2 separate regions of the Homo sapiens genome follow, and region 1 is linked to region 2. A link is a loop called in an ENCODE intact Hi-C map of the cell type or tissue named here. Cell type or tissue: heart left ventricle. All regions are shown on one strand. Each heading gives the region's core, and the rest is flanking DNA. Links, peaks and the distances in the headings are about the cores only.

Evidence for each region. Peaks named below come from ENCODE experiments on the same cell type or tissue, not always from the same donor. Only the 100,000 strongest peaks of a DNase experiment are listed, where the experiment ranks them.
Region 1: it touches region 2 in a loop (13-fold over the local background); 6 of 110 quality-filtered maps call a loop at or near these places.

The regions. Positions count from the first base shown.
Region 1 is chr13:24,387,598-24,391,972 of GRCh38, reverse strand. No RefSeq gene overlaps it. Among named protein-coding and RNA genes, the nearest start is that of LINC00566, 58 kb to the right of the region's middle. RefSeq lists an enhancer at 1-275. In heart left ventricle, for the core only: no CTCF peak of the experiment used is centred there; a DNase peak (open chromatin) is centred at 2,238.
Region 2 is chr13:22,963,070-22,967,444 of GRCh38, reverse strand. No RefSeq gene overlaps it. Among named protein-coding and RNA genes, the nearest start is that of LINC00621, 49 kb to the right of the region's middle. In heart left ventricle, for the core only: no CTCF peak of the experiment used is centred there; no DNase peak of the experiment used is centred there.

The DNA.
Region 1 (4,375 bases), core at 292-4,291, 1.4 Mb before region 2:
GGTGAGCTGGACATGCCTAAGGTCCTGGGGCTCCCGGGTGGCGGCTCTGGGTGGCCCAGCCTGTCAGGCCACTGCCTCAGAGAGGCCCCAGCTCCATTGGACAGCTCCCTGCAGGGGTGAGTACCCTACAGCAGTGATTCCAAACCCCCAGGAAGGCTCCTGGGCTGGCCTGGACTTCAGGACATCCCACACGAGGCGCTAGGCAGAGTCTCTCCTCCCAGACTTTAACACCTGGGGGACTCCAGGGACTTCTAGTCTCCTAGAAGCAAAAACCTCAGACTAGGGAGGGGTCACCTGCCCTGCCTGAGGCCACCCTTCAAGCCATTTGTGGCCCCAGGAGAACTCAAGTCCCACACCTGGGCCCCCAGCAGACTGACCTGCTGTAGACCTACCTTATGGGTGAGAGGCAGGCAGGTCGGGGAGTCCTGCAGGGAGCCTCGGGAGGCAGGAGGGGAGCAAGAGAGGCGGACTAGAGGGTACACTCCACCGAGCTTCCCACCCTCCGCCTTCTCCAGATGCTGCTCGGACGATTCCCGCGGAGGGTCCCACACCGGGCCCTGCCTGCTCAGCATGCCTCCCTCCAGCCTGTCTTGTCTCAGGGACTGGCCTGAGAATTCCTCGGAGCAGAGGAAGGCCCTGGACCCCTAGGGAGGAGGAATTCTGAAACGCCGTTACTGGAAATGTCCTCTCCCTTGCGTGGCCTGGGAGGTCCTGCTCCTGTGAGCCTTGGCCGCTGGCTGGTAACCCCACTCCCTCTGCTGCAGCACCCCCATACGGGCCTCCTCTGCCTGTTCTTGGACCTCTGGCTGCAGATCTTAGAAGGCTGAAATGGGTAGATGCGAGGCCTGGGAGCACCGTGGCCCCTCCTGGCCCCTGGGCCTCCTGCCTGGCACTCCATGTTTCTCTGAGTCCCTGCTGGGCCTCGGGCCTGCTCTCGGTCCAGGTCACTGAGCGCACCCCACCCACTGCCACACCTGTCACACGCCAGAGCCCTAAATGTGGTGTCTGGACATAGTCTCTCTCAGGGCTGAGTTTCTGCCATCCTGAGAAGTGAGAAGTGGCATCTCACAGTGCCCCCTTGCCTCCCATAGCAGACCCAGGGGACCCCAGACCCAGGGGCCAGTGAGGTCGCACCGGCAGACTGGAGGCCCCAGCTGGCAGGGCCCAGGCAGCGTGGATGGGGTCCTGGGGCCACTCCACAGGTCCAGGCAGCATCTAGTTGAGAACCCAGAGCATCCCAAGGCAGGCAGGCAGGCAGGTCCTTGGCGACCCCCTCCCTCCCCCAGCGCCACGGACATGGAGCACTTGCTGCCTTGTGCGAGGACGGTAGTCCACACAGCAGCCCCTGGCCCTCTGAGAAGTGCTGCCCATGGCGGCAGAGAGGTTCCGCCCCAGCCAAGATGAAGGGATGGGGCCTTGGCTGTGGCCCTGTCAGCTCCAGGGCAGAGGCTCACCGGGTGAGCCGGGGTAGAGACAACCGTGAAGCTGAACGCTGGGCTGACAGTGGGGAATCTGGGGAGTCCGTGTCATCTGAAGGGGAATGGGGTGTGGCTGCATTTATTTCCGTAGCTGGGCCTGGGGCCTCTCTGGAGGGATCTTCTCTGCAGGAATGAAGTTCCAGCCACGTGGGGCTCCCACCTTCCAATCTCATGACTGAGTAGCTTTGCTCAAGCTCTGGCAAAACTTGATCATCCTAGAAACGAGAACGCTCGCTTGTCCCACTCGGAGGAAGCTCAATTAATGGCGTCAGGCGCGGTCAGCCCTTCATCAGTGCGGGAAGGTGGCAGCCCTGAGCCACGCAGCAGTGCCAGGCCTGCAGTCCTGACAAGGGGGTGTAGACCCCAGCCCCGAGGGACCACAGACAGCCCTCTGACAGATGATTCAGTGTGGGACCACCACAAAACCACGCAGGCTGGGCAGGCTGGGTACCTCCAACCTTTTCCCATTTGCCTAAAAGTAAGTGAACATAAAATTGAAAAATCTGAAAGAGGATGTCTGGGGTGATTCTGGCTCCATGCCATAGGGGTTTCTTTCTATCTGGAGGGGCCCAATGCTGCCTCCATGACATGGGGCTTTTTAACCAAGAGGTTCATAGGCAGGGGCCATGGCTGTCCTGGGGTTCATGCAGACAGGCAGGACCTGCCTTGTTCCAGGGTCCCCATGTCTGTCCTTACCTGCATCTTCCAGCACAACCTGCCTGCCCAGGAGCCCCTGACGGGAGCCCAGGGCCTCGGAGTCTCTCCCGTGTGACACCAGTGCTATGCTAGTGAGACCCCGTGCTTCTGGGCCAGGCATGCAGGGCCGTTGGTGTGGGGACTCAGCCCCTCTGCACTCCTGAGAGAGCAGCTGGGCTGCGTCTACCTCCTGCTGCCAGTGGCATCTCCTCTGCACCCTCCTCTCCCCTGCAGCACCACCTCCCTTCCCTTCTCAGGAGAAAGCTGAAGGAGCCATGGCAGCTGGATATGCAGCCACCCACTACTGTCCCCAGACCTGCTCCTGGTGAGGTGCTGCGTGTGAACAGGGGGTCAGGGCAGGCTCTGGCAGGGAAGGTTCCCTGGGGAAGGGCTGGAGAGGGGCCAGCCGGGGCCTATTGAGGAGACAGTTCCCATGAGAAGTCTTAGCCGGCTTTTCAAGGCATCGGGCACAGCAGTAAGACAACTTTTATTTAAAATGCCCGAGCCTCAGTTTCCTCTTCTGTAAGATGTTGATTCTGCCTCATACCTCCCAGACTTTTTGCCCGTGCAGAATTCAATGGTTTTTAGTATATCTACAAAGCTGCACAATCAAACCATTACCATCATCTGATGTTAGAACCTTTCCACCACCCCCAAAAGAAACCTCCATATCCATCGTGGCCACTTCCCATCTGCCCCAACCCCAGCCCCTGGCAACCACAAAGCTACTTTCTGTCTTTAACAGCTTTGCCTGTTCTAAGCACTTCGTATAGAAGGGGCCATTTGCTGTGTGGCCTTTGTGACTGGCTGCCTCGCCCAGCATGGTGTGCTCAGCCCCTGTTAGCATGTGGTTGGTGCCTCACTCCGCTGGTTGCCAAATCACATCGAAGGCCTCCCAGGTTCCTGCTGGGTTCCACCCAGTGGCTGCATTGTTCTATATTCCCACCAGCGGCAGGCAAGGCTCCAATTCCTCCATGTCCTCACCAACACTCGCTATTTTCTACAGAGAGCAGCTGGGGCTGTGACCATCTCCTGCCTCCAGGGTCCCCATGCCTGTTTCCACCTGCATTTCCAGCACAACCTGCCTGCCCAGCAGCCCCTAATGGGAGCCCAGGGCCTTGGAGTCCCTCCTGTGACCCTTCCTTTCCTCCCTCCCTCCTTTTAACCCTCCTTCCTTCCCTCCTACCTTCCTTCTCTTCCTTCCTCCCTCCTTCCTTCCCACCCTCCCTCCCTTCCTCTCTCCCTTCTTCCTTCTCTGTCCTGCTCTCCTTCCCTTCCCACCCTCCTTCCTTCCCTCCTTCTTTCCTTCCTAACCTCCCTCCCTCCTTCCTTCCCTTCTTCCTTCCCTCTTTCTTTCCTTTCTTCTCTCCCTCCCTCTCTCCTTCATTCCCTCCTTCCCCTCCTTCCCCTTCTACTCCTCCTCACCATCCTGAGGAGTGAGAAGTGGCATCTCGCTGTGGTTTTGGTGGATTCTCTAATGACTAATGGCGTTGAGTCTTTTCATGTGCTTGCTGGCCATTTGCAGGTCTTCTTTGGAGAAATGTCTTTTAAACTCCTGTGCCCAGTTCCTGGTTGGGTTGTTTGTCTTTTTGATGCTGATGCTCCTAGGAGTTTTGTGAGACTTGATGTGGGACCAAGGGGACCATCTTGAGCTAGCGGGAAGCCACGGAGCCAGGAGCCCTGTTCTCCTTCGGATCCCCCAACCCCAGTTCCTCTCTCCTCCCCTCCTCTGTCCCTAGCTCCCTCTCTCTCCAGGCTTTCTGAGGTTTGTCCACACTTTGCAGAAAAGGCAGGGTTGGACCCAACTCCAGGGTGGCCACTGACCAGGTGTGCGACTCTTATCACTGGGAGAGGGGTTGACATCTCTGACAGCGTCATTTGCCTGACAGTCTGAGAGTTGCTTCAGACCCCAGGCTCCCTGAAGGGGCAGAGAACACAAATCAACATAGAGATAGTTACCTGCAGAGCCACTGAGGGAGAAGTCAAAGGGCTGATGAATGCTGAATGGCTTCCAGACACGCCTGACATCAGGGAGGAACGCTGGGCCTCAGCTCGCCCCCAGCCACCCTTGGCGCTGCCCCCAGGAACACTGACTGTGTTCTGTGCCTGGGGGCCCAGGCGTGTTTGAGCAAACAGCTTTCCTATTCCCAGATCCCAGGAGAGGTGGGTGGGAGATAGCTGGGTGGAGAGGGCGTATCCCC
Region 2 (4,375 bases), core at 96-4,095:
GATAGAATCAGGAGCCTCCCAGCCCCAGCCCCCTGCAAAGCCCCAAGTCTCCGTTTAATTACTCTATCTTATTTTGTAATTATACAATAAGTGACATACTAAAAAACATCATTAAAATTTAAGCCTTTGTAATAACACCATTTTATTACATTTTGATGACTTTCCAACTGTGATACTCTATTATTCATTCAACGTTATTTTATGAAGGCACAGTGAGATTTTTAATATCTAATTACAGTATGGAGTGATCACGAAACCCGTCTCATGCAGAAGCGTGCTAAGCCCGGGTCCCAGGAGCACCTGGTGCCCAGGGAGGAGGAGCCCGCCTCATCTAGGGTCAGGAGGGACCCACGAGGCTGCGCGGGCAGCAGTTCTGCTGTGCGCTCTCAAAGGAGCGTGGAGACGGATGGGAATTCTGCAGCCACACCCACTGCGGCAGTCAAGAGATGTTTCCGCAAGGTGAGCTGGACATGCCTAAGGTCCTGGGGCTCCCGGGTGGCGGCCCTGGGTGGCCCAGCCTGTCAGGCCACTGCCTCAGAGAGGCCCCAGCTCCATTGGACAGCTCCCTGCAGGGGTGAGTATCCTCCAGCAGTGATTCCAAACCCCCAGGAAGGCTCCTGGGCTGGCCTGGACTTCAGGACATCCCACACGAGGCGCTAGGCAGAGTCTCTCCTCCCAGACTTTAACACCTGGGGGACTCCAGGGACTTCTAGTCTCCTAGAAGCAAAAACTCAGACTAGGGAGGGGTCGCCAACCCCGCCTGAGGCCACCCTTCAAGCCATTGGTGGCCCCAGGAGAACTCAAGTCCCACACCTGGGCCCCCAGCAGACTGACCTGCTGTAGACCTACCTTATGGGTGAGAGGCAGGCAGGTCGGGGAGTCCTGCAGGGAGCCTCGCGGGGCAGGAGGGGAGCAAGAGAGGCGGACTAGAGGGTACACTCCACTGAGCTTCCCACCCTCCGCCTTCTCCAGATGCTGCTCGGACGATTCCCGCGGAGGGTCCCACACCGGGCCCTGCCTGCTCAGCATGCCTCCCTCCAGCCTGTCTTGTCTCAGGGACTGGCCTGAGAATTCCTCGGAGCAGAGGAAGGCCCTGGACCCCGAGGGAGGAGGAATTCTGAAACGCCGTTACTGGAAATGTCCTCTCCCTTGCGTGGCCTGGGAGGTCCTGCTCCTGTGAGCCTTGGCCGCTGGCTGGTAACCCCACTCCCTCTGCTGCAGCACCCCCATACGGGCCTCCTCTGCCTGTTCTTGGACCTCTGGCTGCAGATCTTAGAAGGCTGAAATGGGTAGATGCGAGGCCTGGGAGCACCGTGGCCCCTCCTGGCCCCTGGGCCTCCTGCCTGGCACTTCATGTTTCTCTGAGTCCCTGCTGGGCCTCGGGCCTGCTCTCGGTCCAGGTCACTGAGCACACCCCACCCACTGCCACACCTGTCACGCGCCAGTGCCCTAAATGTGGTGTCTGGACATAGCCTCTCTCAGGGCTGAGTTTCTGCCATCCTGAGAAGTGAGAAGTGGCATCTCACGGTGCCCCCTTGCCTCCCATAGCAGACCCAGGGGACCCCAGCCCCAGGGGCCAGTGAGGTCGCACCGGCAGACTGGAGGCCCCAGCTGGCAGGGCCCAGGCAGCGTGGATGGGGTCCTGGGGCCACTCCACAGGTCCAGGCAGCATCTAGTTGAGAACCCAGAACATCCCAAGGCAGGCAGGCAGGCAGGTCCTTGGCGACCCTCTCCATCCCCCAGCGCCACGGACATGGAGCACTTGCTGCCTTGTGCGAGGACGGTAGTCCACACAGCAGCCCCTGGCCCTCTGAGAAGTGCTGCCCATGGCGGCAGAGAGGTTCCGCCCCAGCCAGGATGAAGGGATGGGCCTTGGCTGTGGCCCTGTCAGCTCCAGGGCAGAGGCTCACCGGGTGAGCCGGGGGAGAGACAACCGTGAAGCTGAGCGCTGGGCTGACAGCGGGGCATCTGGGGAGTCCGTGTCATCTCAAGAGGAATGGGGTGTGGCCGCTTTTATTTCCGTAGCTGTGCCTGGGGCCTCTCTGGAGGAATCTTCTCTGCAGGAATGAAGTTCCACCCACGTGGGGCTCCCACCTTCCAATCCCATGATTGAGTAGCTTTGCTCAAGCTCTGGCAAAATTTGATCATCCTAGAAATGAGATCGCTCACTTGTCCCACTCGGAGGAAGCTCAATTAACGGCGTCAGGCGCGGTCAGCCCTTCACCAGTGCAGGAAGGCGGCAGCCCTGAGCCACACAGCAGTGCCAGGCCTGCAGTCCTGACAAGGGGGTGTCAGACCCCAGCCCCGAGGGACCACAGACAGCCCTCTGACAGATGATTCAGTGTGGGACCACCGCAAAACCACGCAGGCTGGGCAGGCTGGGTACCTCCAACCTTTTCCCATTTGCCTAAAAGTAAGTGAACATAAAATTGAAAACTCTGAAAGAGGGTGTCTATGGTGATTCTGGCTCCATGCCATAGGGGTTTCTTTCTGTCTGGAGGGGCCCCTTTCTGTCTGGAGGGGCCCCAGTGCCTGAAAAGGCTGCTGCCTCCATGACATGGGGCTTTTTAACCAAGAGCAGAGAGGAGGTTCATAGGCAGGGGCCATGGCTGTCCTGGGGCTCATGCAGACAGGCGGGACCTGCCTTGTTCCAGGGTCCCCATGCCTGTCCCTACCTGCATCTTCCAGCACAAGCTGCCTGCCCGGGAGCCCCTGATGGGAGCCGGGGGCCTCGGAGTCTCTCCCATGTAACACCAGTCCTATGCTAGTGAGACCCCATGCTTCTGGGCCGTTGGTGTGGGGACTCAGCCCCTCTGCACTCCTGAGAGAGCAGCTGGGCTGCATCCATCCTCCTGCTGCCAGTGGCATCTCCTCTGCACCCTCCTCTCCCCTGCAGTGCCACCTCCCTTCCCTTCTCAGGAGAAGGCTGAAGGAGCCATGGCAGCTGGATATGCAGCCACCCACTACTGTCCCCAGACCTGCTCCTGGTGAGGCGCTGCCTGTGAGCAGGGAGTCAGGGCGGGCTCTGGCAGGGAAGGTTCCCTGGGGAAGGGCTGGAGAGGGGCCAGCTGGGGCCTGTTGCGGAGACAGTTCCCATGAGAAGTCTTAGCCGGCTTTTCAAGGCATCGGGCACAGCAGTAAGACGACTTTTATTTAAAATGCCCGAGCCTCAGTTTCCTCTTCTGTAAGATGTTGATTCTGCCTCATACCTCCCAGGCTTTTTGCCCGTGCAGAATTCAATGGTTTTTAGTATATCTACAAAGCTGCACAATCAAACCATTACCATCATCTGATGTTAGAACCTTTCCACCACCCCCAAAAGAAACCTCCATATCCATCGTGGCCACTTCCCATCTGCCCCAACCCCAGCCCCTGGCAACCACAAAGCTACTTTCTGTCTTCAACAGCTTTGCCTGTTCTAGGCACTTCGTATAGAAGGGGCCATTTGCTGTGTGGCCTTTGTGACTGGCTGCCTCGCCCAGCATGGTGTGCTCAGCCCCTGTTAGCATGTGGTTGGTGCCTCACTCCGCTGGTTACCAAGTCACATCGAAGGCCTCCCAGGCTCCTGCTGGGTTCCACCCAGTGGCTGCATCCTTCTACATTCCCGTCAGCAGCAGGCGAGGCTCCAATTCCTCCATGTCCTCGCCAACACTCGCTATTTTCAACAGAGAGCAGCTGGTGCTGTGACCATCTCCTGCCTCCAGGGTCCCCATGCCTGTTTCCACCTGCATTTCCAGCACAACCTGCCTGCCCAGCAGCCCCTAATGGGAGCCCAGGGCCTTGGAGTCCCTCCTGTGACCCTTCCTTCCCTCCCTCCCTCCTTCATTCCTTCTTCCCTCCCTCCTTCCTTCCTTCCTTCCCTCCTTCCTTCCTTCTCTCTTTTCTTCCTTCCCTCCTTCCTTCCTTCCTTCTCTCCTTCCTTCTTTCCTTCCTTCCTTCCCTCCTTCCTTCCTTCTTTCCTTCCTTCCTTCCTTCCCTCCCTCCCTCCTTCCTTTTAACCCTCCTTGCCTCCCTCCTACCTTCCTTCTCTCCCTCCCTCCTTCCTTCCCACCCTCCCTCCCTTCCTCTCTCCCTTCTTTCTCTCCCTCTTGCCCTCTTTCCCTTCCCACCCTCCTTTTTTCCCTCCTTCCTTCCTTCCTTCCCTCCCTCCTTCCTTCCCTTCTTCCTTCCCTCTTTCTTTCCTTTCTTCTCTCCCTCCCTCTCTCCTTCATTCCCTCCTTCCCCTCCTTCCCCTTCTACTCCTCCTCACCATCCTGGGGAGTGAGAAGTGGCATCTCGCTGTGGTTTTGGTGGATTCTCTAATGACTAATGGCGTTGAGTCTTTTCATGTGCTTGCTGGCCATTTGCAGGTCTTCTTCAGAGAAATGTCTTTTAA